Linked DNA regions of Mus musculus: region 1 is linked to region 2. The links are chromatin loops, found by intact Hi-C in ENCODE. Cell type or tissue: heart. All regions are shown on one strand. Links, peaks and the distances in the headings refer to the core of each region. The heading gives the core; the rest is flanking DNA.

Evidence for each region. Peaks named below come from ENCODE experiments on the same cell type or tissue, not always from the same donor. Only the 100,000 strongest peaks of a DNase experiment are listed, where the experiment ranks them.
Region 1: it touches region 2 in a loop (7-fold over the local background); 21 of 42 quality-filtered maps call a loop at or near these places.

The regions. Positions count from the first base shown.
Region 1 is chr7:101,361,906-101,377,890 of GRCm38, reverse strand. It overlaps Arap1 (ArfGAP with RhoGAP domain, ankyrin repeat and PH domain 1), which reads right to left. Exons shown (of 34, transcript NM_001040111.1): 2 at 10,793-10,870; 3 at 4,390-4,935. The coding sequence starts at 4,898. Among named protein-coding and RNA genes, the nearest start is that of Gm35219, 15 kb to the right of the region's middle. In heart, for the core only: CTCF peaks have their summits at 3,340 and 3,542 (motif pointing right); a DNase peak (open chromatin) is centred at 4,550; H3K4me3 peaks cover 167 bases; H3K27ac peaks cover 621 bases; H3K27me3 peaks cover 1,054 bases.
Region 2 is chr7:101,053,160-101,069,389 of GRCm38, reverse strand. It overlaps the pseudogene Gm5735. Among named protein-coding and RNA genes, the nearest start is that of Fchsd2, 48 kb to the left of the region's middle. In heart, for the core only: a CTCF peak has its summit at 7,822 (motif pointing left); DNase peaks (open chromatin) are centred at 6,989, 7,859 and 8,789; H3K4me3 peaks cover 630 bases; H3K27ac peaks cover 1,022 bases.

The DNA.
Region 1 (15,985 bases), core at 1-8,000, 310 kb before region 2:
AAGCTGCAAAATAGGCTCCCTGAAGGGAAGAGTTTCTGCCCCAGCAACAGGTGATCAGGCTTCAGAAAGACCAAGGGATTGGCTGAGCGGCAAGGCATTCTGGGTCAGAGAAGGGAAACCTTGCAAGGTGTGACTCCAGCCAGTGGCTAGCCACTCTGGGCAAATACTTCCTTTTCCTCAAATACCTGTAGGTATCCAAGTACCAGAGGAGGAAGCTGAGACCCACAGAGAGTTGGAAGGGTCTGTGTGGAGTGATTCTAGGACCCTTGGTCAGAAATGTTTCCTCTGTGATCCAAAGAAGCAAGTCCTGAGGATTTTGTCTCTGACACCTGAAGCCGGGTGAACAGGGTCAGGAGGCAGGATCTGAACACTGGTTTCCCCTCTTGAGCGGAGTGGCTTTGGGCAAGTTTCCCCTCAGCCAGTTCATGGCCATGGGCTGAAATAACAATGTGACAGATGTAGAGGTGAAGTGGGGTCTTCAGGCTGCATGCCAGCCTGCTTCTAAAAGCCCCCAATCTGACTAGACAGGAAGGAGGGAACCCCCATCTTTCCTTGTTTTCTGGTTTGCTTACAGCTTTTCTGTGACCTAGAATCCTATCAGCTTCTTGCTTCCCACCATCTCTGCTGAAGGCACCCCCACCCCACAGGTGGGATGACACGAATTAAGGAGGAGTTAGATGATGAGCTCGGGGCCCCTTAGCTCAATGCCCAGGGTGGGCTGCTCACATCATCTGCAGACGCCCAAGCTCAGCACCCCAGTGTGAAAGCTCCTGGCCTCAGGGGCCTTTCGTCTCCATGACGTGTATAAAGGGCTATTAGGTACTGCTCGCCAGGCGTTGGGGATCCAATCGTAAAGGAAACTGACGAAGAACCCACAGCCCTAGGAGAGCTGACATTCTAACGGCTCTTGGCAGCATATGCACACACATATGTGCACAATGACTCACACTTTGACAGTACACAAACAATAAATGTGCCAATTCATTTACCCAAACAGCATCTGCACACTATTAACAACACAGCCTAGCACTGCAATCCCCATAGCAGCAATAAGCCACAGGCCCATGTATATGTCTGCTCAGCCCAAATGAGCCACATAGACAGGCCTGTCACCACTGAAATTGTACAGATCCCTGTACCTATTGGGATCCAGCATGGCCACCTGCAGAACCAGCACAAATATGCAAATACACAGACATGCTACCACCCAGACAGCTGGCCATATGTGCATATGTATACCTAGACATGTGGACAGACATGTGGACAGTCAAAACACCCACTCACATAAAATAAAAATTAAAACAACAACAACTAGGGGCTGGAGAGATGGCTCAGCGGTTAAGAGCACCGACTGCTCTTCCAGTGGTCCTGAGTTCAATTCCCAGAAACCACATGGTGGCTCACAACCATCTGCAATGTGATCTGACACCTTCTTCTGGTGTGTCTAAAGACAGTGACAGTGTACTCATATACATTAACTAAATACTACGAGCTGAAGACTGCAGATGACTCTTGATGTGTCATCCCCAGGAAAAAGATGTCAGGCCTGGCACCATTTTGCCCCAAGGGGATCAAAGATGCACCCTCTGCCTCCACGTCCACGGAGTCAACAAACTGCAGATCCAAATGTATGCGGCAAACCCACATGTGTCGTGAATACATGGAGAGCTTTTCCTTGTCCCTGTTCCCTAACAATCTAGTATGGTAGTTACCTACAGAGCATTTACAGCGCATCTGGCATTGTGAGTAACGTCCAGATGATTTGTAGCGCAAGAGATGGGGCTGGAAACACAGAGCAGTGGTGGAGAACTTGCCTAGCATAGGCATAGCCCTGAGCTTGATCCTAAAGCACAGAAAAACAAACAAACAAACAAACAAACACCAAAGCAAAAAAAAAAAAAAAAACCATGAAGAATGCACAGAGATTTCTTGCAAGTATTACACCATTTTATAATCCCCCCAGCCCCATGACTACTGAAGAACCCGATGTCTTAGAGGCCTTGACTCCCCATATCCTGGCCAAGTACCTGCATTCAGACTGTGAGAGTGGAACCTTGTATCCTGGGACTCAGGGCTTCGGATAAGATTTTTATTTACCCTAAGAGTTTCCTGAATAAGTACAAGTGTCAGGAGACCCACAGAGGGCCCAGATAAGTTAGAGAGGGCATCAGGTCCTGAGGGCAGAGGGCAGAGGCCAGAGGACATCAGGTCCTGGGGGGCAGAGGGCAGAAGACAGAGGGTGGAAACCCCATTCTTGTTTTCTTTTCCTGATTTGCTTATAGACCTTGGTCTATAGTCTAAAATTTTATCTCAGCTGAATTCTTCCCATTGTCTTCTTCTAAAGGCCTCTCCCTTCCTAAAACATCGCTGGAGGGTTACCCTGGTGAAGTGGAAACTTAATGGTTTCTTTGGAAAGTCAGTTGTGTCAGATGGTGTTTTGCTGGGGCAAACATGTGAAAGAGTGTTTTCCTGAGGCAGACACAGGTAAAAAGACGTTCTGCTAAAGCAAGGACGTGAAACGGTGCACGATGAAGGATTCTTCAATAACCACACGCGTGTATTCATCCACCTTACATCGCATTGTTGGACTTTGTTTGTCATGATTCCATAGAGAGAAACACACCAAAAAAACTTCTCGAGAGGTTCCCACGGCTTCTTGCCACTTCCACAGACGCAGGACAATTGACAGAGTGACGTCAGCAGATACAGACTCACGTGAAGTTTTGCTAAGACAGACTCACACGCTGAGACAAGACCCGTGGAAGACGCATGACTTTTGGGGGGAGTATAAAAAGGACCCAACGGACAGAGACAGGGGCTTCTTGATCTCTGCTTCACTGAGAAAGGCACAGCCAAGAATTTCTCCTGGCGGAGCAGTGGTGGCGCATGCCTTTAATCCCAGCACTTGGGAGGCAGAGGTAGTCAGATTTCTGAGTTCAAGGTCAGCCTGGTCTACAAAGTGAGTTCCAGGACAGCCAGGGCTATACAGAGAAACCCTGTCTTGAAAAAAAAAATGCCCCTGCCTTCTCTGATGGTCCTGGTCCCTCCTGCTGACTCATGCCAATTCAGCTGAGACCCGGCTGTCACTGCTAGGTCCTGCCACCGCTACTGATTCCTGTTTGCTAACCTGACACTACCAACTAGACTGCTAGTAAACTTGTAAAATGCTCAGGAGTCGATCGAGCTGCCACTGATGATCTCTGTGACCTGAACTACTGGTATCCTAACAATTCAAATGAGATTTGCTCCAAAAAAGAATTTCTAAACAGGTCCACTGCTCCCATATACTAATAACCTTTCTTTTCTATTACCTCTGGTGGATGGTGGACTTGAAAGGAGGTTAAAACATTTAAAATTAAGGTTAAAAAAAAATCAAAATCTACACCCTGGGTTAGGAGAAGGCAGGAGAAAAGGGATGTGGCATGGTAAATCCAGGGTATCTTGAATTCCAGCAACTCTGAGTCTTCTCTCTCTCTCTCTCTCTCTCTCTCTCTCTCTCTCTCTCTCTCTCTTCTGCACTCAGGAGAATGGCCACTAGAGGGTACAATAGCACTAAGAACCATGAATCTATACTGTGGAAACAGGGTCCCAAGGATCCAGGAAACAAAAAACATCTTGTGATTTCTTCCATCAATTACATCTCATAATTTCAGACCTGGCTTGGGCTAGAAGATCCTCTGACTCAATGCTACTCTCTAGATGGACAAAACCTCACAGGTTTTCTCCACAAAAGTGCACCCTGCCCCCACCTCCCATCACTCCCACACGCCTGCATGGATCCAGCTAGTCCTTCCCAAGCCTCAGGTTCCCAGCTAGAAATCAGAACACAATTCCCACCTTCCACAGAAGGCTTGCTGCAGACATCAATGAAATTCACCAACACCGTCCAGCAGTGACAAGGACAAGAGACCTCTGACAGCACATCCCTTCAAAACTCCAAAGGAGCCTGACTTTAGACGCTTCTCTGGCTGGCACCAGAGCAAACAGCCGAGAGCTGGGAGGAATGAGTAGTGGAGTGTCCATAGAAAGTGGGAAAAGTTCGGGGAAGCAAGGAGGAGACTAGCTGGAGAGAGGAGAAGGAATTCTGAAGAGGACCGACAGTAAGCAGGTTAAGCAGGCTGCCGCTCAGACAGGTCCTGGGATTTGGGTCCCCCCTATTGCTGGGATAGACACTCGCGACCCTGGTGGCTCCCCTGCTCTTTCTACACATATCTAGGTATCCTTAAGTCCTGGCTATCCTCCCGTCTGCCCCTTACCCAACTCTGCCCTGGCCTGGCCCTGCTCTCTTCTCTCTAAACCTGTGTCCCCACCAGCAGTCAGGGTCATTCCTCCAACCCTGGTTCCTCTGCATTCTAGGTCTTTCCACCCACCAGCCGTGATGTCACTCACCTGGCCTGTGGGTAGGGGGGTCCGGTTCGAGGAGGGACAGGAGGAACGCTGGGTTCTACCAAGTGTCTCTTGGCAGGCAGTGGGGGCAGCACAGGATCTGGGGCGGCTGTGGATGTCGGAGTGAAGCAGGCAGGTGGGAGGCAGCTCCTGCGGGGTGGGATAGGTGGAGCGGCAGGCAGACCCTCATCCTCTCCAGCTGTGGGCGGCGGCTCTGGTGGAGTGACGGGCACAGGTGGTGAACGGAAGATGTGTCGCTTCATCGGCACGGGCCGTGGGGCGGGGCGAGGCAGAGGGACTGGGGGTGCATGGGCGCGGTGAAGACCAGCCAGGATGCGGCGGCGGTGGCCGGGGAGGTGCATGCCCATGTCTAGCAGGCCAGCATCGCTGAGGCCTTGGCACTCGGTGGCCCACACCAGTCCGTGCTGCTCAAAGAGTGCCGTGTACTGCTCCAGGTGAAGTGCCCGCAGCCACTCAGCTACAGACAGTGCGGCATCGTAACCCTCTGCCATGGCTTCTGTCAGCAGAGGCCCAGGGCTAGGCTCAGACCTGGAACAGAAGGTCACAGGTGAGAGGCGCAGCAACCCGGGGAACATGGCCAACAGTGTCGCTCTGTGAGCTTCCACACTATGCTGGTTCGAATCCTGAATGTTATAATTTCAAAGGCAGAATTCCAACAGAACAAAATCTAAAGCCTAAATCCCAGAGACTACAATCCTGAAAGACAAAAGCCTTGAAAGCTGAAAACTGAAATACCCAGACCTGCTTATGCCATGAACTCAAAGTCTATTCTCTCGCTGTTAGTGGCTTTCATGTTTTGACCCTGGATTTTGCTATGTGCCTCTTTGGCTCTGGCCTTGAACTAGCCCTAAACTTACTACGTAGCCCAGGCTAGCCTGAACTTACATCAGTCCTCCTCCCTCAGGTTCCTGAGCACTGAGACGATAGGTGTGTGCCACAATGCCCAACCCCAGTTCTATTCTTGTAGATCTACACTGTGACTACATACCAGGCAAAGCTGAGCTGCCAGGCCTGACAGAATAACCCTCGTCTCCCTACTCTGTGAGTCCCTGTGTTTGTAGCATCTACTCAAGGTTTCTTCACATATCATCTCCTCTACAGCCATCACACCCCCTACCTACAGGCTCAGCTACTGCCATGAGAAATGGCATGGTCGGTACTAGGCAAGACACCCGTACTCACTCTTCTCTGCAAGACACAGGCCAGGGCCCAATCCCTGTGAGGCACCTATCCCCAGGTGAGGGCCAGGTTTGGAGGCTCAGTGAGCACATGTGGGATGGAAGGCCACACTGCTGGCCTCCATGTCCCTTAAGTGGAGTGCCTGGGGGGAGGGGGGAAGACCCCTCGGAAAGGAGCCCCTGAAGGTTCCAGGCCACACAGCCTCTGGATCCTGGCCTTCTGTGCAATCCCCTCCCCTACCACCAAGACAGAGTTAAAAAACAAGCAAACAAACAAACAAACACATTAATTTGTTCATCCATTCGTTCATTGACTCAGTCATCAAAGCAGCCTGGCACTGGACAATGAGAACTCTCCCTCACACCAGGCACTGGACAGTGGGAACTCTCCCTCACACCAGGCACTGAGCAGTGGGAACTCACCCTCACACCAGGCACTGAGCAGTGGGAACTCTCCCTCACACCAGGCACTGGACAGTGGGAACTCACCCTCACACCAGGCACTGGACAGTGGGAACTCTCCCTCACACCAGGCACTGGACAGTGGGAACACTTCCTCACACCAGGCACTGGACAGTGGGAACTCACCCTCACACCAGGCACTGGACAGTGGGAACTCTCCCTCACACCAGGCACTGAGCAGTGGGAACTCACCCTCACACCAGGCACTGAGCAGTGGGAACTCTCCCTCACACCAGGCACTGAACAGTGGGAACTCACCCTCACACCAGGCACTGAGCAGTGGGAACTCTCACCCTCACACCAGGCACTGGACAGTGGGAACTCACCCGCACACCAGGCACTGGACAGTGGGAACTCTCCCTCACACCAGGCACTGAGCAGTGGGAACTCTCCCTCACACCAGGCACTGAGCAGTGGGAACTCACCCTCACACCAGGCACTGGACAGTGGGAACTCACCCTCACACCAGGCACTGAGCAGTGGGAACTCACCCTCACACCAGGCACTGAGCAGTGGGAACTCTCACCCTCACACCAGGCACTGGACAGTGGGAACTCTCCCTCACACCAGGCACTGAGCAGTGGGAACTCTCCCTCACACCAGGCACTGAGCAGTGGGAACTCACCCTCACACCAGGCACTGAGCAGTGGGAACTCACCCTCACACCAGGCACTGGACAGTGGGAACTCTCCCTCACACCAGGCACTGAGCAGTGGGAACTCACCCTCATATCAAGAACTTGAGAGCCTCTTTCTGCTGAGAGTCCAAGGAAGACAGGAAGAGGCAACTAAGAGATCCAAAGAGTGAAGGCTCTTGGTCATCCCCACAGCACTGAGGAGGTGATGGTAGGGTTCAGCACTGAGCTAACTTAACAGACTTAAACAAACCTCATATAACCTCAAACTACGAGAAAAGTCCAATTGCAGGGGCATGGAGACATGGCTTAGAGGTCAGGAGCACTCGCTGCTCCTCCAGAGGACCAGCAACCATGTTGGATGGCTTACAACCACCTGTAACTTTAGTCCCCCAGGGATCCAGTGCCCTCTTCTGGCCTCTGAAGGAACCTGCATACATGTGGCACACATACCAACAAGCAGGAACACACACATATGCACATAATTAAAAATAAAATCTGAAAAACATTCCCATTACAGTGAGGAACAAGACAGTGATTTTGTCATTGGGTTTATTGTCCAGCTTGCTCTGAAAGTTCTAGGCAACCACAGATAAGCAAATGGTTGCAAATATAAACCAGGACAGATAAACCATCCACAGTTGCCCATAAGAGTTTTGAGATGGGAGCCCAAGTTCCTTCTCTGAGAAACTTATGAGCACAAATAGAAGAGTTTGGTATGATCGCTGAGTTCAAAGTTAACACAACAGATGGCGGCATTTCTGTGCCGTAACCAGGTGGGAACCAGGATGAAAGACCCAACTCAACAACAGTCTCACAAAACACAAAATACCAAGAGAGGCGACACAGCTCTGTCCCAGTGCACTTGATGGGCTGATTCCCAGCGAGGGGAAGAGAGCGAAGGACAGAAGGGAACAGGAAGAGTTAAAAATGTTCTCACACGGGAGAAGAAGGCAGTCAGAGAAGCTACCTGAATAAAAGTCTGAGGACTTAAAAGGGGGGGGGGCTGTATATGGGGCTGAAAAGCTTGTTTGGTGGATAAGAGCGCTGGGTGCTCTTCCAAGGGACCCAAGTTTGATTCCCTAGCACCCATATGGTAGCTCACAGTAGTCAGTAACTCCAGTCCCTAGGCATCCAACACACACTCCTCATGCACCAGGCACACATGACGGGCAGTCTAACATGCAAACAAAACACACACAAATAAGATGACCCGGACAAACAGGATAGGTGTCATCACATAAGTATGTATTGATTCTCTCGTCTCAAACTCCCCTGGTAGCTGAGGATGATGTTGATCTTCAAAGCCTTCCTCCTCCACCTGCCAGTTACTGGCATGTGCCACCACACCCTGCTATGCATCGCTGAGTATTGAACTTAGAGCTTTCTGTTCCTTAACAGGGCACTCTACCAATCCAGCCACGTCCCTGTCGCTCCCTACATTTTCCCCCAGACAGTCCTTGTCATTAAGTGTCATGTCAAGCTACTCTGCATGGTAGAACCCACTATAAACAAAGTGGGAGGTAAGAAACCACCGAGGAGGTGTTCCCTGGCCCCTTACTTCCCAAAGGCTGAGAAGCACCTAGAAACAGGACATTAGCTGGGCTTGGAAGAGCCGACCTGTAATCCCAGCGCTCAGGAGGCTGAAGGAAGACAGTATTCATTTAAAGCCTACCTGGGCTACTTGAAACTCTCTTACAAATGAAAAGGAGAGAGGAGGGGGCGGGGAGAGGGGGGATGGTGGGGAGGGGGAGAGAATAGGAACCCAAGTGGGTAAGGAAGCACACAAGAGTGAGCACATTGTAATTTGTCAACTCCACACAAGCTAGAGTTACTGGGAAGAGGAAATGCTAATTGAGGAATTGCCTCCATCAGACTGGCCTGTGGGCGAGTCTGTGGGACAGACACCTTGACTAATGATTGATGTGCAAGGACCAGGACCACTGAGAGCCTTGCAACTCCAGAGCAGGTGGTCCTTGGCTTCTATAAGGAAGCAGGCTGAGCAAGCCATGAGAAGCAAGCCAGCAGGTAGCACTCCTCCCTGGGCTCTGCTTCAGTTCCTGCTTCCAGGTTTCTGCCTTGAGTTCCTGCCCTGACTTCCCTTCATGATTTAGGCTGTTTGATGAAACAAGTCCTTTCTTCCCCAAGTTGTTCTTGGTTATGGTGTTTATTACAGCAACAGACACGGAACTAATGGAGAGAGAATGGTGTGGGGCAGTGGGGAATAATCTGAACAGAGAAGTTCAGAACACACACAGCCTTTAAACACAGGACAGGACACTCAACAGCACACAAAGGTAAAATTCTGACTTCCACCCAGCATGCTACCAACACAAAGAGCCTGAATATACACAGCACGGGGTAGGCACATCCTCCCTGACTGGCAGGGGTGCCTCCAGGAAGGGCAATATCATAGCCACTAGAAGAGCCCCTCTGCTGCTGCCTTTTGACCTAGTCACCCTGGGTTAAAACACAAATAAAGGTGTTTCTCCTGCAGTGTTACTGGCACCCGTCCAAAGCAGCACATATGGAAGTTTATCAGCGACCAAACTGTGTGTTTTATAGAAGATGGAAATAACCAAAATGCCCATCAGTCAGGAAATGGATGACTAAATTAGGGGGTAATCATGCAATAAAATACCAAGTGGCTAGGAAAATGAGGAAGATCCTTTTACACTGGCATGAATGAGCTCCCTGTTATGTGACCAAGAACCAAAACAGGGTTGTTACATTCTGCCTTGTACATACAAGAAGAGCCAACAACAGTAACGACAAATTGAGTGTCAGGATAAGTGTGTCCATGTGTCTCCAGAGACAGGAGGCAAGGTCACACGAAGGAACTCTCCTTACAGAAAGGAAGTTAAGGGCTGAGAGGTGCTGAGGGGACAGGGACAGAAACACAGATGATCTTTTGAGGGAAGAGAACACAAGAATATCTTACTGTTTGAAAAATCAACTGAACATAGGACCTTGCATAGCTCGGGCCCCTCTCTGAGTCCTAGAACGACCTTGAACACAAAAACTTCAGCTTCCCTGGAGTAAACTACCTTGGTGTGGAGGAAGATGGCTCCTTCTATATTCTGCCACCTAGTGTTCAATTATGTGAGTTTTAAAAGAACAGTCACAAATACACTCAGTGTTCTTGGGGACAGCGGCCCTCAATCGCATAATAGCAGGAAGAAGATCTTCCACGGTTGAACTAGAACCTGAAAGCAATTTCCAAACTGAAAACCTGAAACTGGGTAAGGCCCTAAGGTTTATATAAACTGATGTTAAAGATGTACGCTTGAGCATAAAAAGCAAGGTGCAGAACATCACTGTATAAACATCTGAGCTAAAGCAAAACAAACAACAACAAACCACAGCACACACATCTGGGAGATGCATAAGAAGCTACATTTGGGCCAGGTGGTGGCAGCAGCACATGATTTTAATCCCAGCACCCAGAAGGCAGGGGCCAGCCTGGTCTACAGAGTGAGTTCGAAGACTGCCAGGGCTACACAGAGAAACCCTGTTTCAGAAAAACAAAAACAAACAAACAAAAGCTATGCTTGGGGAGAAATGGCAGGTGAGGAGACAGGATCCTTTTAGGTCCTTCTTTTTGATTTTGTGCCACAAGACCCCAAAATGAATTCAATTTTAAGAGAACGTGTTGCTCAGTGGGTAAAGGTGATGACCTGAGTTCAATCCCTAGGGCGGAAGCAGGGAACACTCCTTCAGATTCCTACAAGGTGTCCTCTGACTTCCATATACATGCTAGGGCACCAGAGAGCACAGCACAGCACACACACACACACACACACACACACACACACACACATACACACACATACATACACACACAAACAAAATAAATGTTGAAAAGGGGGAGGGCTATTATCATCAAGACTGCTTGGGAATGAAAAAGAAACCAAAACTCAGCAAGCAAGGAGGAGACACCAATCAGTCAGCCTGGGAACCTGCCCTCTCCTCCCAGAGCCCCTCAGAGAGGCTTTACCAGGTTTTCAGGCCTCATCTTCTGCCTACAACATCAGCTCCCCAAACAGAATATAAAAGCCCGAGTCTCAGTCTCCATGAAACTTCCACCTCAGGATCCCAGCTCCTCACTTACCTGCCACCAAGGACACCTGGTCCTCCAAGGAGGTTGTTCCTAGTCCCAAGGGCTCCTCATGATGCTCTGAGGTGGGAGCTGCAGGGACAGAGATGGGGGAGAAAATCAATGAGACAAGCAATGCTAGGAGGAGAGAGAAAGGGAAAGGGGGATGAAGTGGGGCAAACCAGAGACAGGGAAAGAAAGTAGAGCCAAGGAGGAGGTAAAGAAAGAGAGCAGGCAGAGAGAAGGCTCCAGAGCACCAGGATGCTGGCCATGGAGTAAGACCAGAGAAACTCCTTCCAGGAGAAGGGATGGGAGGTTGGGATGGGGCGGTCCCTTTAAGAGGTAAGACATGCAGTTACTAACAGGCTCAGGGCTGGGACCCCAGCGGTGGACTGCCTACACAGGAGTCTGGCAAAGAGACTGCATCAGGGAGGGAGGCAAGAGGGTAGGATGCTTTCCTGACAGGAGAGCTGGGGACACAGGAACACAAGACCACACTAATCTGGAGGCCATGAAGCAGGCTGAGACAAAAGTGTGGCAAACTGGGGCAAGGACATGAGAAGGGTTGAGGAGAATGAGCCAATAGGGGGTTTCCAGAGGAAGAGAGAACAGGCTAGCTGACAGACCCATGCTCCTGCCGCTCACAAGGACCAGGCTCTGTGAGGTGGGGGGGGGGGGGGGGGGGCCGTGAGCACAGTAGAATGGACAGACCCCTCCCTGGGGCAAAACCAGGGCAGAAGTGTCCTAGTAACTGCTGGGCCCTGCACAATGGCTTTGGAGGCACTCATGACCATTTATTTATGGTAAGTAGATGCTACAACAGTCACTGCTTAGAACAGGGTTAAAACAGGGACATGGGCCAGGCGGTGGTGGCACACACCTTTAATCTCAGCACTTGGGAGGCAGAGACAGGCGGATTTCTGAGTTCGAGGTCAGCCTGGTCTACAAAGTGAGTTCCAGGACAGCCAGGACTAAACGGAGAAACCCGTCTCGGAAAACAAAACAAAGCAAAACAAAACAAAACAAAACCCCAGGGACATGGAACGAGGTGTGGTGGTACACATCTGGTTCCCAGTACTTAGGAGGCTTAGGCAGAAGAACTGTTATGAAGAAGGGGCCACCCTGGACAACAAAACAAGTACCAGGCTAGCCTGGACTACATAGTTAAACCCTGTCTCAAAAAAAAAAAAAATCAAGCAAAATAACACCTCCCACAAAAACAAAAACAAAATGGTGCTTTATGTGTATGTGGGTGTCTATGGGTATCTGTGCTAGTACCAGGGCCTGTGAGGGATCTGCTGCAAATGTGTGCAGGGGTGTGTGGACCAGGGGTCAATCTCCAGTGTCACTCAAGACATAGCTACCTCGCTTTCAAATCTCTGACTGGGACATGGAGCTCACTAACTAGGTTATGTCGGCTGGCCAGGACCCCAGGGAATCCTGTACTGTGTCCCCCAAGAGTACAGAACAATGCTCAGCTTCTTAGATGAAGGGATAGACACGAGGTCCCCGTCCTTAGGTGGCCCTTTACAGACAGCACTGGCCCCAGGAATGTGATTTTAAACTGAGATTTTTTTAAAAGAAATTTTGAAGATTTTATTTATTTTATGTGCATAGGTATTTTGCATGCATGTATGTCCTGAGACTGGAGTTGCAGACAGTTGTGAGCCACTGTGTGGGTGCTGGGAATCAAATCTGGGTTCCTTGGAAGAGCAGTCAGTGCTCTTAACCCCTGAGTCATCTCCCCAGCCTCTAAAACACATGGTAAGTAACTGGTACCCTGGAGAAAGTGTTGGCCTGAGTGGCGGATGAATTAAATGGCTGCTTTAAAAAGACAAAGTGGCTCACATCTTTAATCCCAGCGCTAGGGAGGCAGGGGCAGGAGGATCTCTGAGTTTGAGGCCAGTCTGGTCTACAGAGTGAGTTCCAGGACAGCCAGGGCTACACAGAGAAACCTTGTCTTGGGGGGGAAAAAGACAAACACCATGCATTCTACCCAGTGTCTCCACACTGAAATTCACTTATCCTCGCCACGATCTGTGAAGTACAAAGAACAGTCTAGAGATTTTAAGATAAAGAGGCTGGAGTAGAGGGAAGTTGAGTGACTTATCTATGTCATATGGCTAAGAAGAAGCAGTCTTAACACATCTAGCCCTGCCCTGCCCAATAGGTAGCTGGCACGGCCATATATGCTGAACACTTGAAACATGGTCTCCAAAATGAGGAACACTGAATCTTGAAGAGAGTGAAAAAAAAAAGAATGCAAAATATCTCGTTGTCTTGCTATTGATTGCATGATGAGTAATAATATTGGGGATATTTAGGTTTAAAATACTATAAAGCAATGTGAAGTTAGGAACGGCCATGCACACCTATAAACCTAGCACTTGGGAAGTAGAGGTAGAAGGATCAAGAATTCACCTGCTTTGGATACACAGTGAGTTTAAAGCCAGCCTGGGCTACAGAACATCCTGACTCTAATAACAATGATGGTGATGATAATATTTAACAATTTAAAACCCGGGGCTGGATAGATGACTCAGCGGTAAAGAGCACTAGCTGCTCTTACAGAGAACCTAGGTTCCCAAATGATAGCTCACCACCACCTGTCCCCCACACCGCTTCCAGGGAACTCAATGCTTCTCCTGGTCTCCTCAGGCACCAGGCACACATGTAGTACACGTACATACATGCAGGCAACACACTCACACTCAAAAAGTAAACATTAAAATCATAAATTAAAATGTCAAAACTCATTACACTTGTTTGTTTTGTTCTGTCTGGGTTCAAACCCTGGGCCTTGCCCAGGCTAGGCAAGGCCTTTGCCACTGAAGCTCCTGAGAGCTGGGATGACAGAGTGTGCTAATATGCTTACTTTTGCACTCGTGTGTGTGTGTGTTTGTGTCTGATGTTGTGAGTGCATGCACACGTGTGAGCAGTGCATAAACATGCCATGATACATTGTTGAGATCAGAGAGCAACCCTAGGCACGTGTCCCTTACCTATCCCCTTGAGACATCGACTCTCACTGCTCACCACTGTGCAGCTGGCAGCTTAGCCCAACTTCTTCTCACTCTCCACAAACTTCTGGAACCTCTCACCTTCTGGAGCGACACACACACACCACTGCATCTGGCTTGATTTTGTTTTGTTTTTATGCTATGTGTGTGCACCAGAGGACAGCTTTCTCTTTCTGCCATGTGCACCCTGAATTCAGGCCGTCCGACTAGAGGGCAGGAGCCTGTACTCACTGAGCTGCCTCCCCAGCTTTTTACCTGGGTTCCGCAGATCGGATTCAGGTCATCAGGCCAGCGTTCTAACCATTGGGCCATCTTCCCAGCCTGCTCTTGCACTGTCTATTGGGCTCTCCTTAGTCACACTGCTTGCTGCCTCTCACGAGCAAGAGCCAAGTATAAAGGACTGCCTGCTGAGCCCAGGCAGCTGACTGGGGAACGGGGATCATCCCAACCCTCACTGCTGGACAGGCTGGGGCTGGGAAACAGGAACACACTGCTCTCCCTGAGAAGAGCCTGGCCTCTCTCAAGTTCCTATTCCTGCACTAAAGGGCACTGGCCAAGGTCAGAGACCTGGGGACTGGGTGCTAAGAGCCTTGGGGACAATGCTACTGAAGGAGCTGGAAGCACAACTCAGAAGCCTCCAGGAACATCAAACTGGACACTACCACCCAGAAACCACAGCCTAGAGCCTGCACCAAGCTAGGTCAGAGTGGCTTCCCAGAAGTGACTGTCCCTGACAGAAGCCTGTGGTCATTCCTGCAGAGGCCAGAGAGTACCGGGAACACTAGCCTGTCTTTATTGAAAACCACAGGTGTTTGACATGGGCTTTCACTCTTTAAATGGCAGCAAGGTATCACACGCCGCAGTGCTGGACCTCTTCAGCACCCGGGATCTGCTCTCTCACTCTCTGGGAGGCAGACACCCAGCTGAGGAAGTAGCCTCACTCATCTAACAACACTGCAGCCGGGCTGAGGGGTACACCCCAACACCCACCCCGCTCTTCCTTCAGTGTTGCTCAGCCAGACCCACCAGCTGCCACAACTGCTCGGGCTCCCTGTGCCCTCCCTCTCCCCCCCCACCCCCCCCCAGGGCTCCTCAGCCTGTCATTTGCTGTAGTCAGGGCCTGCCTCTTATGGATGAAGAAATAAACACCACAGAGAGGAAGTGACTTGCCCAAATGCTCAATGACATACCCCAAACCCTGGCCCCATCCACAACTTCTGTGTCATTTCCTTCATCAGCACGAGCCAGACATAGGGAAGCCCCCAAAAGAGTCAGCTGACAACGAGTATATCAACCATCCTGGTCCCACTCTGAACCACCTCCTCCAGAAAGTCCTCCGAGACTGCCCCTTGGCCTCCATGTTTCTGCCTGCTCTCCTTGGTCGGTCTGTCTGTGAGGATCCACTTGTATCCTGCCTTCAGCATCTTCTGTGATGACCTGAGTCTGCCTCATTTTCCAACCCCACCACCCATAGTGGAGCTCAGGGCATCCAGTCCCACTTTAGAAGGAAGTCATGTGAAATTTCTAATCCTTGTCAGCCAGTCTTTGTTCAGGTCTAGCTTGATTCCCTGTTGCTGGACCCAAAGCTTTCACCCTTTTAATGACCTTATCAGCCCTGTCCCAAGGCAGAATTTGAATCCACCACCCATTTCTGGCCCTGCTCAACATTTCCTGCATGGTATGCTTACTACTACTGACCAGTGACACAAGTGTCACCAACCCAGCAAGGGAGTCACAGCCCCAACGCCACTATCGGTTCAGTGCCTCCCAGATTCCCATCTATGTCCCCTTAGCTCTTACAATGATCCCAAGATCTGGGGACATACCCAATGTCACATGGGTAAGGTGGACACTTACCAAGTCCCCTGCGGAAGCCCCGAGTCTTTGGAGAATGGGCTGCCTCCCTGGGCCTGACGGGTGGAGACAGGAACTGAATGTACAAGGCTCGGGATCACACAGCACACAGCAAAGGATCAAGTATGCTGGGGATGAGACAGTCCAGCGGAGAAGGAAGGCAGGCCACCCCGGAGGTTTGGGCAGCAGCTTGCAAGGCCACTTGTGAGCCTGCTGGCCCTGAGGGTGTGCCTCTCTGGAGGCCTTCCCCTTGTCTTCTTTGCATTCAGATTTACAAGAGTGACTCAGAGCAATCTTAAAGGTCCTGGCTCCTCCCACTCCAGCTCTGGAGGGC
Region 2 (16,230 bases), core at 4,524-12,523:
TGCAGGGGTGAGGGTGGGGAAGGGTGAGGGTTACTGGTGAGCAAGAGAGTGAGTATAGGAGAACTGGCTGGAGTTCTTATCTAAGCAGTATGGGAGAACCGGCCCCAAGGGCGAGAGAGCAGGAAAGCTGGTTCTGGTCTGCACTAGATGCAAGTGGGCTCATACTTTGCCTGGGCAACACAGAAGAGCTGGCCCTGGTGGCAGGGCCATGGGTAAGCTGGCCCCACCCCTCTTCTGATCTGGCAGAACCAAAAGCTGCAAGATCTCCAGACACAGGGCAACAACAGGATATCCATGAGGAGTCCAGTCGGGGGTCTTGTACTGAGAGTATAGCAGAAGCCAGACGCCCTGACTAGAGCAATGACTCACTGCAACGATCGCTTGCAAGAACAGCTCTTTGGGCAAAAGGGTGTGTTGTATGATACACGGTGACACTGCAGTTTCCACAGTGAGATTTTGTGTGTTTGTTTGTTTTCTTTTGGGGGGATATTGCAAGGGTCTATATGAAGGGTCTGGGAGACGAGTGTGATTGGGGTATGTAGTGGTTTGAACAGAAATACCCTGCCCCATAGACTCATGGATGTGAGTGTTTGGCCCACAGGGAGTAGCACTATTAGGAGGTGGAGCCTTGTTGGAGGAAGTGTGTCATTGTAGGTCTCCTATGCTCAAGCTATGTCCAGTGTGGCACACAGTCTCTTTCTGCTGCTTTTGGATCAGGATATAGAACTCTCAGCTCCTTCAGAGCCATGTCTGCCTGCACACAGCCATGCTCCTACCATGATGATAATGAACTGAACCTCTGAAACTGTAAGCTAGCCCCAATTACATGTTTTCTTTTATAAGCCTTGCCTTGGTCATGGTGTCTCTTCACAGCAATAAAACTTTAAGACAGAGTACATGATGTGAAATTCATAAAGAATCAATAAAAAGTTTTAAAAATTTAAAAAATTAAAGTAAAAAGTAAAGTCACTGGGTGTGGTGATGTAATATCTTTTATCCAAGCCATTTAAAGAACAGAGGCTGGAAGATCTCTGAGCTTGAACTACATAGCAAATTCCAGGCCATCATGGGCTCCATAGTGAGATCCTGTCTCAATCAATCAATCAATCAATCAACAACTAGTCAATCAATCAATCAGTTATAAATAGTGGTCCAGGGTAGCATGGCAGAGTCAAATATACTACTGTAAGAAAGAGGAGCCAAGAAAAAAGGGGGAATGGTTGAGAGTCCCCCAAACAGAACTAGGAGTCTGTAGCCTAGGTGAGGATCCAAATGAAGAGAAAACTGGATTCGGTACTTTTAGAAGAAAAGACTTGTCTTATGGGGGAGTTCCTGAAGAGAGACTGTGAAGGGGAAGGAACCCACAAAAACCTCTCTACTCTATGGCTTATACAAAAGCTGTGAACAGTAGCCATAGCTGTCAATCCTAGCACATGGGTGGCAGCATCAGGAAGAGTTCTGTGGGTTCAAAGCCAGTCAGTTCTAGGCCAACTAACACTCCATAGTGAGACCTGTGTCCAAAAGACCTCACTTCTGTGTGGGGAAGCATCATCTCGGTTTGCATATGTAATGATGCACTCATTGGCCCCAGCTGTTTTGGTGACACTGGTCTAGTGCAGGGGCAGTGAATAGAGCCACATCTTGACTCTTAACTCCTCCAGTGTCCTGTGTGGATGTGTAGCATCTGTGATGTGCTTCACAGGAAATCCAGCATGTGACAGTCACCAGGTAGAGAACAGTGGCCTTTATCCTTTCCATAGCTGGAGCTTGTTGAGTAAAGGTCACGTTGGTGTTCTGTGGCCCATGACCTTCAGAGCCTGTTGAGTTCCTAGGGCAGAGTGAAGGAAAGTACCCAAGGAGGGGGAAGCAGAAAGTCCTAGCACTTCGGCTGAATACCTTATATCTAGCCAGCCGAAGGCTGACTATATGCTGGGGCCCGGGAATCATGTAGGGATTTGGACAGAAACAAAGGAATCAGGGCCTGTCAAGGCTTTATCCATAGATCTGCAGCTCTGCTCCCCTCAGGATCTGCTTTGGACTAACGTTAGCATTCCACCCTGGAGCCAGGGACTGCCCACTCTAAGGCCTCTTTGTTTCTGTTGGAAGGAGGTCCTGCTACAGCCCTGATGGGTCAGTGCTGGGAAGACTCGAAATAGGGCAGAGAGTGAAGGAACTTTTAAAGTGTCTGTATTTTGCCAAGTCCTAAAATGGGCCCTGGAGTTCAAGATGACTCAACCCCTGCCCCTAGGGACACTTGTGTGCTGATGAGTGTATAGACTTCTGTGGGCAACTGGGCTTGGCTTGAAGGTGATCAGAGGAACCCCTACTCTAGGGGGCTGCCTAGCTACACCTACTTAGACCTTTTCTTATTTCCTGATGGATGGGGCAGCTTTGAGTTCTGTGTCTGGCTGAGTCTCCAGGAGGAGACTAAAGTCCAGATGGGGCAGGCCCTGATGGAGGTCCAGCAGGGTAAACCAGGTTTCCCACTTGAGCAGCCCTCTCTCTGATTGAAGGCAGCAGCTGGCCAAGTTTTGTAACGTTGCTTTCAGGAGCCTGCTTACTAGTCTGTCACTGCCTCCAGGTAGCTGCTTGTGTGTACACGTGGGTATGACAGTGTGACTCTACCCTTTGCCTATTGGGCAAGACCAGACCAACCCAGCAGGGCCACCTTCTTCCTCTTATTCCAGAGCTCAGAATGCTTTAGTTCTCTGGATACATCTCCAAGGACAAGCAACATGCTAAATTTCTCTGTTCCTGTTCTCCAATCTGCACTGTGTGTTTCTACAGAGCTTCTTTAAAAGGGGTTTCTCAGAGGCAGGGGAATGAGAACATGTGCCCACAGTACTCACCACTGCTCAGGGAACTCCTCTGACAAGTGTTGTTTGTAGGGGGCAAGGTGAAACAGGATCTCACTATGTAGTTCTGGCTATCCTGGAACTCACATAAGAGCCACGCTGGATCTCTCCCCACTCCCCATGTGCTGGGATAGGCATGTCCCCAAGTATCCAATGTATTAAGTGAAGTGAATGGGCTCCTGGAGGAGAAAACCCTAAGACTTCTAAGGAGAAGCTTCTAGAGAGACTCTAAGATACTCAGTGCTAAGAAGAGCAACCGGGGAACAGTCTCAAGCCTCTTTGGTCTTGGATAAGGCGAGGAAGTAGAGACTGTGAGGGCGAAGTCCAGAAGTTCTGACAGGGAGAGGGCGAGAGCTGAGACAGTTGATATGAGCAAGCAGACAGGTAGCCCAGACTCAGGAGCTCTACCTGGGAATATGACACTGTAGGAACCTTGGACCCAGATCATCGTAGCTAAAGGGGCTTCAGAGCCTGCTGCAGTTTCAGGGATGGGAAGATTGAAGTCTAAAGGGAGAGGGGCATGTCTTAGGCCATCTGGTGCATCAATAGCAGGGTCCAGCTTCAAGCTGGGGGCCTGTCTCTCAAGATAGACCATTTCCTGCCACACTCAAGCTTTGTTTATTTATTTATTTATGCTTACTTTCTATCACTGTGATAAACAGAATGACCAAAGCCAAGTTGGGCAGGAAAGGCTTATTCCAGCTTACAGTCTTTAGTCTGTCCTGAGGGCAAGTCAGGGCAGGAATACAAGGAACCTGGAGGCAGGAACTGAAGCAGAGGCCATGGAGGACCGTTGCTGTCGTTTGTTCCCCACAGCTTGCTCTGCCTGCTTTCTTTTTGTAGTTGTTGTTTTTTTCTGAGACATGGTCCCTCTATGTAGCTCTGGCTGTCCTGGAACTCACACACATCCCTGTGCCTCACCTTCTGAGTACTGAGATTAAAGGCATGTGCTACCAAACTAGGTGTCCATCTGCTTTCGTAGGCTACCTGCACCCACTGGTCAGGTGTGGCATGGCCACAGTGGACTAGGTCCTCCCACATCAATCATTAATCTAGAAAATGCCCTACAGAGCTGCTTAGAGGTCCCTCGCTCTCAGAAAACTCTAGCTTGTGCCATGGTGACACACAAACAGACCAGGACCATCCGGCCCCTCTGCCTTATATTTCAAATAACAAACTGAATTGCAGAAAGAAGCAGGTCTCTCCAGATGACTCAGTGAGAGCCACAAAACCAGCCACCAGATCCAAGTGTCCTGACCCCTCAGCCCAGGGCTGCTCCCTTCCCATCATTGTCACCTGGGGAGAGGAAAGAGCAGTCCCTTTTACAGAGTCCCTGTTATGCAACAGGCCTGTGACACACAAGGCCTTTCTTATCTGGATAACCTCAAAGGCAATTGCCTCAAAGGCAAATGTTTTTGCCCACATTAACAAATCGGAGAAAACAGGTTCAGAGAAGCAAAGCACCTTGTTCTTGGCCACACAGCAAATTAAAGACTCAAGCCAATGTTTGTCCATGTCTCAAACCTGTGCCCTTCTCTCTTCTCAAACTGTATTGGGTTTGAGCCCCGGAGTTGGTAATTGTGAAGGCGCATGGAGAGAGGAAATCAGGGTCAAACTCCAGCACCAGGTTCCAGCTGTCAACTTACACCAATAACAGAAGTGACCTTGGAACAGCAGGCTGTACCTCCCACTGACAGCAGGTTTGGTTTTTTTTTTTTTTTTTTTTTTTTCCTAATGTACATTGACCCTCACCTGGCAATAAAGCCACGAAGAACAAACAACTGGTAGCCTGGTTCCTGGCTTGTTGACACCCAGTAGTTTCAGGTTAGGCACTCTTGGCTGAAACTTCAGCTCTGAAGGCTATTTAAGATATTGGGACTGGCACAAAGGCTCAGAAGGTAAAGCTCTGTGTCACCAAGCCTGACAACCCGAGTTCCACCCAGGACCCACGTGATGGAGGCAAAGAACCAACTCCTGAAAGTGGTCCTTTGACTTCTACATGGGCACAATGGCAAATGTCACCCCTCCTACACAAATAAACTCAGAGGAGGGGAAGAGAGAGAGAGAGGAAGGAGAGAGAGAGAGGGAGAGAGAGAGAGAGAGAGAGAGACTCTTCTAACATAGACAAGTTTCTTGGACTTCTGGTCTACCCAACTATGGCTAGAAATCATCTCTATCCATGTATTTCCAGCTGTACTCACTTGCCCTTGCTAACACATTCTTACTGCTTAGCAACAGAAGCAGTCCTCTGTGTTATTGGCCTTCTTACTCAAACCTAAGATAGCTCCATGATTTCCACTGGGGCACAAAGTCACTGTCTTCATAGCCCTAGAATTAATAAGCCACAGCCTTATTTATGCTGAAGGGATAATGACCATTTGACCTGTTTTGGGTCTGCTTACCTGGGCTGAGCCTGTGGTCCTGACATTCCTAAGAAATGTGTCCAAAGTGCCAAAGAGCAGCCAACATGAATCACCCGCTACATTCTAGGTTCTCTGTTCTGCTACACAGCCTGACATGAAATCTACATCTCTGCATTTCATTATGTTCCTGTCCTCTCAGATCTCAACCCTTTTAAAACTTGATCCAAGTGCAACATCTCGTATTTCTCCTTTAATTTCCTTGTTCTAAATAGTAGCAATTTGTGTGGGGCGTGGTGGCTCATACCTTCAATACCAGCACTTGGGAGGTCAGCACATAAGCATGAAAACTGTCACGAGTTTGAAGCCAGGCTGTGTTACATAATAAGTTCCAACAAACGTGAGACATCTGCAAGGCTGTTATCAGCTTATCGGCAATTCCTTCAAGTATGATCTCTTTCTATGCTTAAGGAAGTGCGTGTGCGTGTGCGTGTGCATGTGTGTGTGTGTGTGATTGTTGTTTTGGGTTTTTGAAACAAGGTTTCTTTTTTGTGTATCCCCGGTGTCCTAGTACTTGTTCTGTAGACCAGGCTGACCCGGAACTCAAAAAATCTGCGTGCCTCTGCCTCCTGAGTGCTGGACTTAAAGGCACAGGCCACCATTGCCTACTTAAGGCAGTTTTGTTTGTTTACATTTTGTTTCTGAGACCATTATAGCCAACATTAAAAGGTGCTGGTTAAAGAGCTTTGTGCTAGCTCATCCCTCTGTCAGCTGAGCTGCAACTCCAGACCTCCTTTGTGATTAAATCAGTGATGGCTGATATGAAGGAGCCTGTGGGACCCTGGCAATTTTAGGGTCCCCAGCAACAACTCAGAGGCTTACAAGGGCAGGACCTTTGTCCTGAAGCATGATTAGTTCAAGGTTCAGAGAAGGGAATTGTTGGGTACAGTCCACAGGGTGCTCTGGAGGACTTCCTGTCCGCTGCTTCAGAGGAGATTCAGAGCCCAGGGCCTGATCTCTGACAGTACCATCAGGCTGCCACAAGCCGTCTGGCCTGGCTTGGGTGGGTGTTTTCCTGAGACAGAGGCTAGGCCAGACACTTCAAATACCCTCTCAGCATCTCTGTCCCTCAGATGTGAATTACCAACTCTCTTGGCAGAGGGGGAAACTGAGGCTTCCTGGGGTAGAGAAGCTAAGCCTTGAAGATGGACTCTGGGCTTTTTTTTTTTTTTTTTTTTTTTTTTTGGTTTTTGGTTTTTGGTTTTGGGAAACAGGGTTTCTCTGTGTAGCCTGGCTGTCCTGGAACTCACTCTGTAGACCAGGCTAGCCTCAAACTCAGAAATTCGCCTGCCTCTGCCTCCCAAATGCTGGGATTAAAGGCATGTGCCACCATGCCCGGCTAGAATCCAGGCATAATTAACAAAGTCACCACAGGCTGGACACCGTGGTCTGCTCTGAGCTCCCTTAGGTGGCCTGAAGGAGAAACCTCCCAGGGCTGGATGCCTTTCTGGTTGTGAAGATGGGCCTTCAAAGCTTATGTGAAGTTTTTTAGCCAGGAGGATTCCAGGAAGGCTGACAGAGGAGAGTAAGCCATTGGACACCGGCCTGTGTGCTTCACACCCTCTGGACTTGAAGCAAAGTTCTGGCTCCTGTCTGGGCCCAGGGCGGGTTGTTTAGGAGCTGGGTCTGGCTGCAGATCAGAAAACAGGGCCCACCCTGCCCTAGAAGCTGGGCCTGCGGGTGAGTCCAAGCTAAACCACCACACAAGGGTCCATTGTGGTCTCTCCACCCGGCCCTGGGTTCTGCCAGCCCTTCCGGCTCCCGGAAAATGTTTTCCTTCTGGCAACTCCAGGGCAGCCTGCCCTTAGCCAAGATGCTGACTGGCCACACCTCTTGCCTTTCTCAATCAGCAGAGATTCTGGGGACTGGTAGCCCAGAGTGCTGGGGCTAGTCTGCGTGTCACACACAGGGTCCCTAAAGCTTGGGGAAATGAGCACACCAGGGCTAGATTCAGAATCAGAACCTTGTACTTCGTAGCCATGTTTTCCAACAAGGAGGGAGGTAAGAGGGTTTGTACCAGATAGGGGAGTAGCGTCTCCTCAGAAAGACTTAGGTGGCATTCTGAAAGAAATAACGATATTCATGCCATTTTCTGGGAAAGTTAGGTCCCCCAGGAAACAGCTGGGATAGCCTGCGGGTTACCCACTTCTTCTGGCATCCAGCCTTGAAATGCTGAAATGTAAAACCAGGCGCCGAGTTCTGGTAGGATGGTTCAGTGGATAACGCTACTTGCTGCAAAGCCAACCAACCTGAGTTTGCTCCTCAGGACCCGAAGGATGGAAGAAGAACCAACTCCTGAAAGTTGTCATTTGGCGGGTGGAGTGGGGTTGGGGAAGTGGGAGGTGGAGAGAGAGAGAGAGAGAGAGAGAGAGAGAATGAGAATAAACCAGGCATGGATGCGTTGCGTGGGATGATGTTTCATGGGGTGATGTTGCGAGGACAAGCAGGATTGGAATTTGAGGTTTCATCGCTGGCTGCCGGGACCAGAGGCTCCGGGTTCTGGGTTTCCTCGACTCTTTCACGGGCAGACAGCGCCACCTGGGGTCCAATCCATGGGACTTGAATCCCTCTGGAGATCCCACTCAGAACTCTCTGGGGATAGAAGGAATGAGCTGGGCACTGGGGATAAAAATGCTAAGATGGGTCACCAGCAGCTCTACTGGAGTCACCCACGGAAGTTCGGCCAGGGTTCCCGCTCTTGCCGCGTCTGCTCTAACCGCCACGGTCTGATCCGCAAATACGGGCTGAACTTGTGCCGCCAGTGCTTCCGGCAGTACGCGAATGACTAAGGACTAAGTTGGACTAAGCGACCTTGAATGGATTGTTCGACTGATTACCAAGCAGAACCAATCATGCTAGTCTTTGTGCACAAAGAATAAAAATGTGAAGAACTTAAAAAAAAAAAAAAAAGCTATTCCATGCAGGCAGGCCGGAGGCGCAATAGTAGAGGCCGCAGGCACAATAGTAGAGGACCACTCTACTGGATGAGAATCAGGGATGCTTTGATGGGGACCTGCAGGGTAGAGGTCACGGATTTGGAGTTAAACCTTTGTCTTGCAAGAGTGAATGGTACTCAGTTCAGGAACAGGCTGTGAAACCCATGGAGAGCTTGGTGCGTTGGCAAATGCTGGTAACAGCATTAGGCAAGTAGAGGAAGGAGGATAAGGAGGCCAAGTTTGTAACAAGCTATGTTGGAAGTTCGAGGTCAGCCTGAGCCGCGTGAGACTCCGTTGGTGACTCCGTGTGTGAGAACACTGGACAAGCATGAAGACCTAGGTTCAGATTCCATCACTAAGTTTTTTTGGTTTTGTTTTTAACATAGGTCTCTGTTGCTATGATGAAATACCACGACTTGGGAAGGAAAGGGTTTCTTTTTTTTTACAGCTTACAGCACTTCATTGGAAGGAAGTTGGGGCAGGAACTAAAGCAGAAACCACAAAGAAATGTTGTTTCCTGGCTTGCTCGGCAGGGGCTTGCTCGCTGCTTTCTTATACCACCAATGCCCGTTTGCCCAGGAATGGCCCTGCCCCATTGGGCTGGGTCATCCCATGTCAATCATTAATTGCCTACAGACAATAGGATGGAGGTATTTTACCAACTAAGATTCCTCTTCCCAGATAACTCCAGCTTGTGTCAAGTTGATAAAAACCCCTCAAGCTGGAGTTATCTATATCTAGCCTATAACCCTAGCTTCTGGGAGGTAGAAGCAAAAGGATCCCTGGGGCTTGCCCATCAGTGAGAAACCCTGTCTGGAAAGGCTTAGGACATTCTTCTGCGTTCTCCTCGGGCCTCCCTGCAAGTGCAAGGACACGTGCACCCATGCTCTCACATACAAGTCTACCAGATTAACACACCTCACCACACAGATGCTCAAACATAAGCATTCTTAAAGCATGGAGAAGGCATTGTGAGTGTAAATGTGGCTGCTTTGATTTTACTTTTGTATTTGTGCTAAGAATCAAATAACTTTACCAAGAACTCCCACACACACACCTCTCTTCCACCACCACCCTGCCCCCCCCCCCCGCCTTCCCCCCTCCTCTCCCTGCCTCCCCCTTCTTCCTTTTCCATTTGTTGCTGTTGTTTTCAAAACAAGGTTTCTCTGTGTAGCCCTGGCTGTCCTGGAACTCACTCTGTAGACCAGGCTGGCTTCAAACTCACAGAGATCTGCCTGCCTCTGCCTCCCAAGTGCTGGGATTAAAGGAGTATGCCATCACCACCTGGCTCTCTTCCTTCTTTTAAAATGAAAACAGTTGCTTACTTTATTTCTCCATCTAAACTGGCATTTAGCTTTATAAATTTTATGTGCGTGCACACACCTGCTTCTCAGTATGTATGTCATGTGCTTGCAGGTGCCCTCAGAGGCCAGGAGAACCTGGGTTCTCTGCAAGAGCAGCAAATGCTCTTAGCCACTAAGCCATCTCTCCAGCCCCATACACGAGCACTTTTTTTACCTCTCATTTTTCTCTGTTCACTGAAGAAAATTCATAAAATAGGAGTATGTATATATCTATATATATGTATATGTATATGTATGCATATATATATATGCAATCTGTCACCCTACACCTTAACTTCCTGCTGCTGGTATTACGGTATTAATCGTCCATCCGAATTTTCAGTTCTCCTTTCACAGACTCAGGCCACCCCTTCTTTAGAAGCTCAATATGCAGATGATTCTGTGCATCCACAGACTTTGACTTCTTGCCACTATTCCCTAGACAATGCAGTGTGGCATCTATTTGCATTGCATTAGGTGTCACACATAATCTGGAGATGATTTGCATTCTACTGAGGAGTACGCACAGCTGTATGCACACACTCTGGCAGCTCTTAGCAGGGACTTGAACAGCCATCCATCCGGGTACCTAGAACTAGTCCTCCATGTACACTAAGGATTGATTGTATTTCTTTAAAAGACAAATAGGAAATTACAGAGGGGCTGAAGACGGCTCAGTGGGTACATGCACTCTGCAGGGCTAGCAACCCGAGTTGTTGTTTGGAGAGAGATTCTTGCTAATTATTCCAAGTGGCCATGAACTCATCCTGTAACCCAGACAGGCTGCTTCAGACACACACACACACACACACACACACACACACACACACACACACACACACACACAGACCTGTAGCTGGGGTTACAGGTTGTTTGAGACAGGGTCTTGCTATATTGCTAGATGTTTGCTTAGTCCACTTAAGGCTCAGGATTCCAGCCCTAACTGCTATGTGCCTGTAACCCCAGCATCTGGGACGTGATGTCAAATCAGAAGCTCAGAGTCATCTTGAGGTACCTGAGGCCTTGTCAGAAAGAAAGTAAATGGGTAAATATCCTAGGCCCACTCAATTCTCTTGTCTCAGCTTTCTAGCATCTGGGACAACAGTTGTGTTGTACTGTGTCTGGCTGTCACTGCTTTCAAAATATCCATCGTCATACAGAATCATCACTACATTCAATTTTAGATCATTGCTTGAACTTCAAAAAAAAAAAAAAAACCACACAAAAAACCCCCACACTCTTTAGAAAGCACTCCCCATCCCTGCCTCCCTGCCTCCTGCCCCTCATCCCTAACCAACCACAAATCTATTTGCTATCTTGACAGATTTACGTATTCGGGACTTTTCATGTAAATGGGATCTTTTGTGACCCACCTTACAGTGTCAGGATCCACCTGTTTCATACCATGTATCAGTACCTCATCCCCTTTCAGGACCTGTAATGGTCTAGGGCCTGGATGTGCTACATTTTGTTCAGTTGTTCATCAGTGTACACATATTTGGGTTATGTCCACATTTTATTAATTTGTTTTTTACTATCCTGAGTAATGTTACTGGAAACCCTGATGTCCTTGGGGCTGGAGAAGTCAGCCAGCAGACAAGAGCAAGTCGTACTCGTGCAAGGGATCTGAATTCAGTTCCCAGCACCCACATCTCGAATCTCACAACTGCCTGTCGTTCCAGTTCCAGGGGATCTAACTTCTTCTGGATTCCATGGATACTTTTGAACACACAAACACACACATAATTATAAAGAAAATAAAAAAAGAAAGAGAGAAGAAAGGAAGAAAGAGAAAGAAAGGAAGGGAGGGAGGGAGGGAGGGAAAGAGAGAGAGAGTGTTCTGGTTTTGAGGGACGAGACATTATCATTTTAAAGATTTTTTTATTTGTATTAACACATATGTGTCTGTGCAAGCATATGCCATGTGCGTGTAAGCCTCTGCGGTGGGTGCATGGGTGCCCTTGGAGACTGGCTGGAGTGACAGGCAGCTGACAACTCAAGCCCTTGTGAAGAACAACATGCATGCCTAACTGCTGAACCACCTCCCCCATCCCGGCCAGCATCATCTTTTCATCTGTCCTGGGGATGTGGAACAACCAAGCTGTCTTTGACTGTGACCCTCCTAGGAGGGAAACTGTTCAGGCTTTCTACACTCATTCTGTGTTAACTGTTTGAGGAACTCCTAGACTTTTCTGCCCTCAAAGTATAATAACGGCACAGTCTTACACACCAGCCAGGAATCTCCTAGGCTTCTGATCTCCCCGCTTCCTCCCTAACCTTAGCTGTTCCACGCACTGTTTCATTATGGCTATCCTCAGGGGGAACAGGGGGATTTCCACTGTGGTTTTAATTGCATTTCCCAGATGGTTAGTTAGCAAGAATCAAGCATCTTTTCATGTGTTTATTGCCCATGACCTTTGGAAATGCTCATCAGATGTTTTGCCCATTTAAACCTGACTTGCTGTTCGTTATTGGTTCTAATAGTTCTTTATTTTTTATTTTATTTTATTATTATTTTGTTGTTGGTTTGTTGGGTTTTTTTTTTCGAGACAGGGTTTCTCTGTGTAGCCCTGGCTGTCCTGGAACTCACTCACTCTGTAGACCAGGCTGGCCTCGAATTCAGAAATCCACCTGCCTCTGCCTCCCAGGTACTGGGATTAAAGGAGTGTGCCACCACGCCCAGCCGATTCTAATAGTTCTTACATATTTTAGATAAAAATCACTCAGATATATGACTTGCCAGTATTTCCACATTTTGTTTGTTTGTTTGGTTTGGTTTAGTTTCTTTTTTTTTTCTTTATTTTATTAGATGTTTTCTTTATTTTCATTTCAAATGTTATCCCCTTTTCTAGTTTCCCCTCTGAAAACCCCTATCCCCTCCGCCCCCCCCCCCGCCCCCGCCCTGCTCCCTAACCCACCCATTCCTGGCCCTGGCTTTCCCTTATACTGGGGCATAGAACCTTCACAAGACCAAGGGCCTCTCCTCCCATTGATGACTGACTAGGTCATCCTCTGCTACATATGTACTAGCTAGAGACACGAGTTCCACCACGTTTTTTTTTTTTTTTTTTTTTTTTTTTTGATTGGTGGTTTAATCCCAGGGAACTCTGGGGGTACTGGTTAGTTCATATTGTTGTTCCTCCTTTAGGGTTGCAGACCCCTTCAGCTCCTTGGGTACTTTCTCTAGCTCCTTCATTGGGGGCCCTGTGTTCCATCCAATAGATGACTGTGAGCATCCACTTCTGTATTTGTCAGGCACTGGCAGAGCCGCTCAGGAAACAACTATATCAGGCTCCTGTCAGAAAAATTTTATTGGCATCTGCAATAGTGTCTGGGTTTGGTGGTTGTTTATGGGATGGATCTCCAGGATATCATCCTGAGTGAGGTAACCCAATCACAAAAGAACACACGTGATATGCACTCACTGATAAGTGGATATTTAGGATATTCAGCCCAGAAACTCAGAATACTCAAGATACAATTTGCAAAACACATGAAACTAAAGAAGAAGGAAGACCAAAGTGTGGATACTTCAATCTTTCTTAGAAGGGGGAACAAAATACCTATGGAAGGAGTTACAGAAACAAAGTTTGGAGCAGAGACTGAAGGAATGACCATCCAGAGACTGCTCCACCTGGGATCCATCCCATATTTTCCCATTCTTCAAGTTGTCTTTTTCCTGATAGCAGACCCCTTCTATTTTGTAAAGGTCTGTTTTATTACTGGTGGATTGTGCATTTAGTAGGTAGACATATTGAAATAACGCATAGGTGACGCTATGTCTGAAGCATGGGCAACTGAGTAACCAATTCTACTAGAAACCAGCTCACAAGCGACTGAATAAACATTGAAAATATAGTTCTAGGAGCCGGGGGATGTAGCTCAGCCAGGACAGTGTTTACCTAGGATGTGTGAGGCCCTGAGGTCTAACCAAGTACTCAGGAGGTAGAGGTGGAAAGAACAGAAATTCACCTTCATCCTTGGCTATAAAGTGTATTAAAGGCCACCCTTGGTTACATGAGAACCTTGCACCTTTTATTTGAATCATCCTTATTTTTTTACATTTACTTACTTATGTAGGGTGTGTGTGTGTGAGAGAGAGAGAGAGACAGACAGACAGACAGACAGAAAGACAGAGCATGTGTAGAGTTCAGAGGACAACTTATGAGAGTCACTTCTCTCCATCATGTGAGTCCTGAAGGTGGGACTCAGGCTATCAGACTTGGAGGCACACACCTTTACCTACTGAGCTATCGTGACATTCTTGGGGGGAAGGGCAAGCCAGCTGGTCTCTTGGGAATATATTAAGGCCAATATTTTTCTTTCCATTTCATGCTGGATTAAGCTTCCAATTCTGGAGAAGGCCAGGTTTGTAGCCCCCAGCATTAAGGCTTCTCACCTACCAAAGTAGACAGTATAAATTTCCCAGAAGGCCTTAGGGGCAGAACCTAACCCATTCAATTAAATTATAGATGCTGTCCTTTATAGGAGTGACAGCCTCAGGATTCAAATAACACCTAGTGTTGTTGTGGAGTGAGACTGTAGTCCACAGCTCGGCTACTCCCCGTCAGCCTTGACCTTGACATTGTCAAAGGTCATTTGGTTCCAAGGAGCCAGCCCTGAAAACCAAAGACAGCTGAACCATGGATCCCTGGTCTACAAATTCGAAGTGAACACCACAACCAAGGTTTATACCCTCCCTCCTGGAAGACTGGTGAGATGGCTCAGTGGGTAGCGAGCACTTGCTGCCCAAGCTGAACAGCCTGTGTTGGATCCCTAGAACCTGCCCAAGTTTGAAGAACTGGATCCACAAAATTGTACATGTAACCCCATGCACATTAATACTGAGCACAAGTTTGTTTGTTTGTTTGTTTTAATGTAATAGTATTTCTCAGCAGTTAGGGACTTAAAAAGACTGGGTGTAGCTCAGTTGGTCGAATGCTTACCTAGGATGCACAAAGCCCGGGATCCCAGCCCTTCATAAATCTAGGTTGGTGGTCCATTCATGAAACCTCTGCACTCCAGAAATAGAGGCAGGGGTTCAAGGTCATTATCAACTGTATAGAAAGTTCGGGACCACCCTGGGCTACTTAAGATCCTATCTGAAAAACAAAGCAAGGAGGATGCCAAAGTTCAGGTCCTCAGAAACCTTCAGATGCTCAGTGGCTGTAGTGGCCCACCTGTAACTCCAGTTCCAGAAGGCAGAGACAGGAAATCCCCAGAGCAGGCTGACTAGCAAGATTAGCCAGACTGGTGAGCTTTGCCTCTGACTGAGAGACTCTGCCTCAATGAACATGGTTGAAGAGCAATTGAAGATGACATCAGTTTCCACATGAACACACACATTCTCTCTCTCTCTCTCTCTCTCTCTCTCTCTCTCTCTCTCTCTCACACACACACACACACACACACACACACACACACAAAACACACCATAATTTGTGGAAACGTTGAATAATGTACCTGGATACCTGGGTGTGCCTTGCCCACATACATTGGCTATAAACATGTAGCTGAGGCTAGCCTTGAACTTTTGGCTCTCCTGCCTTTCCCTTCAAGTGTTGGGATTTTAGGATGGAGTTTGTGTGGTGTTGGGGAGTGAAGGCCAGGCTCTGTGCATGTTGGAAAGCTATTCTGCCATAGGAGCTTTATAGCCCTTCTGTTCTGTTTTTGTTTTGAGTCAGGGTCTTGCTATGTAGCCCAGATTAGCCTCATTCTTGCCTAGATCCTCCTACCTCAGCCTTTTGAGGGATGACGTAACAAGCATTGATCACCACACCAGGCTAAAATGAAACTTTCTTCCTAGGGAAAGGTAAACTATGTGGCCTGTCTTTGGAGCAACATGGCAGTTCCTCTGACAAGCACAGAGGTTCCATACACTTAGAAACTTCAGCCCAGCACTCTGGAGGCTACACAGTGAGACCACCGTTTCAAATCAAAACAAAAAGTTTAGAAACTCCACTGCTTAAGTATACATCCAAGCAGGGTAATTAGCATAAATTAGCATAAAACTGTGGTTGAACAGTGGTCAGAATACTATCCAAACAGATAAATAAAAAGTTCAGTGACTAAGAGCACTGGTTTTCTTCCAGAGGACCCAGGTTCAATTCTCAGCTCCTATATAGTGGCTCAGCCATCTATAACTGCAGTTCCAGGGAACTACAGATGCAGGCATCAGGATTACAAGAGGCATAAGATGTACATGCATAACAAAACACCCACACACATAAAATAAAATAGAGAATTTAATTTAAAAAATTTAAATACAGACAGTGAAACTGGGTTTCACATACCCATTATCCTAGCACTCAGGAAGCTGAGGCAGGAGGATTGCATATCTGAAGCCAGTCTGAGCTTCCCAACATATTTCATAAGATACACTGATAAATCCTGGCTCAAAAGACCAAGAACTGGGAATGAAACTCTGGTAGAATGCTTGTACAGTATGTTCAAGGCCTTGGCTCCCTCCCCAGGGTAGCCCTCAAAAAGCAAATGTCAAACAAGGCAGGGATGTAGCTCAGTGCAGTAAAGTGCTTGCCCAGCTCGCAGGGAGCTCTGCTTCAATTACCCACATCAGATAATGCCAGACATAGTGATGCATGCTTTCGATCCCAGCAGGCAAGGAGGTGCAGGCAAGAGGACCATCCTTGACTACATAGTGAATTCAAGGTCTAGA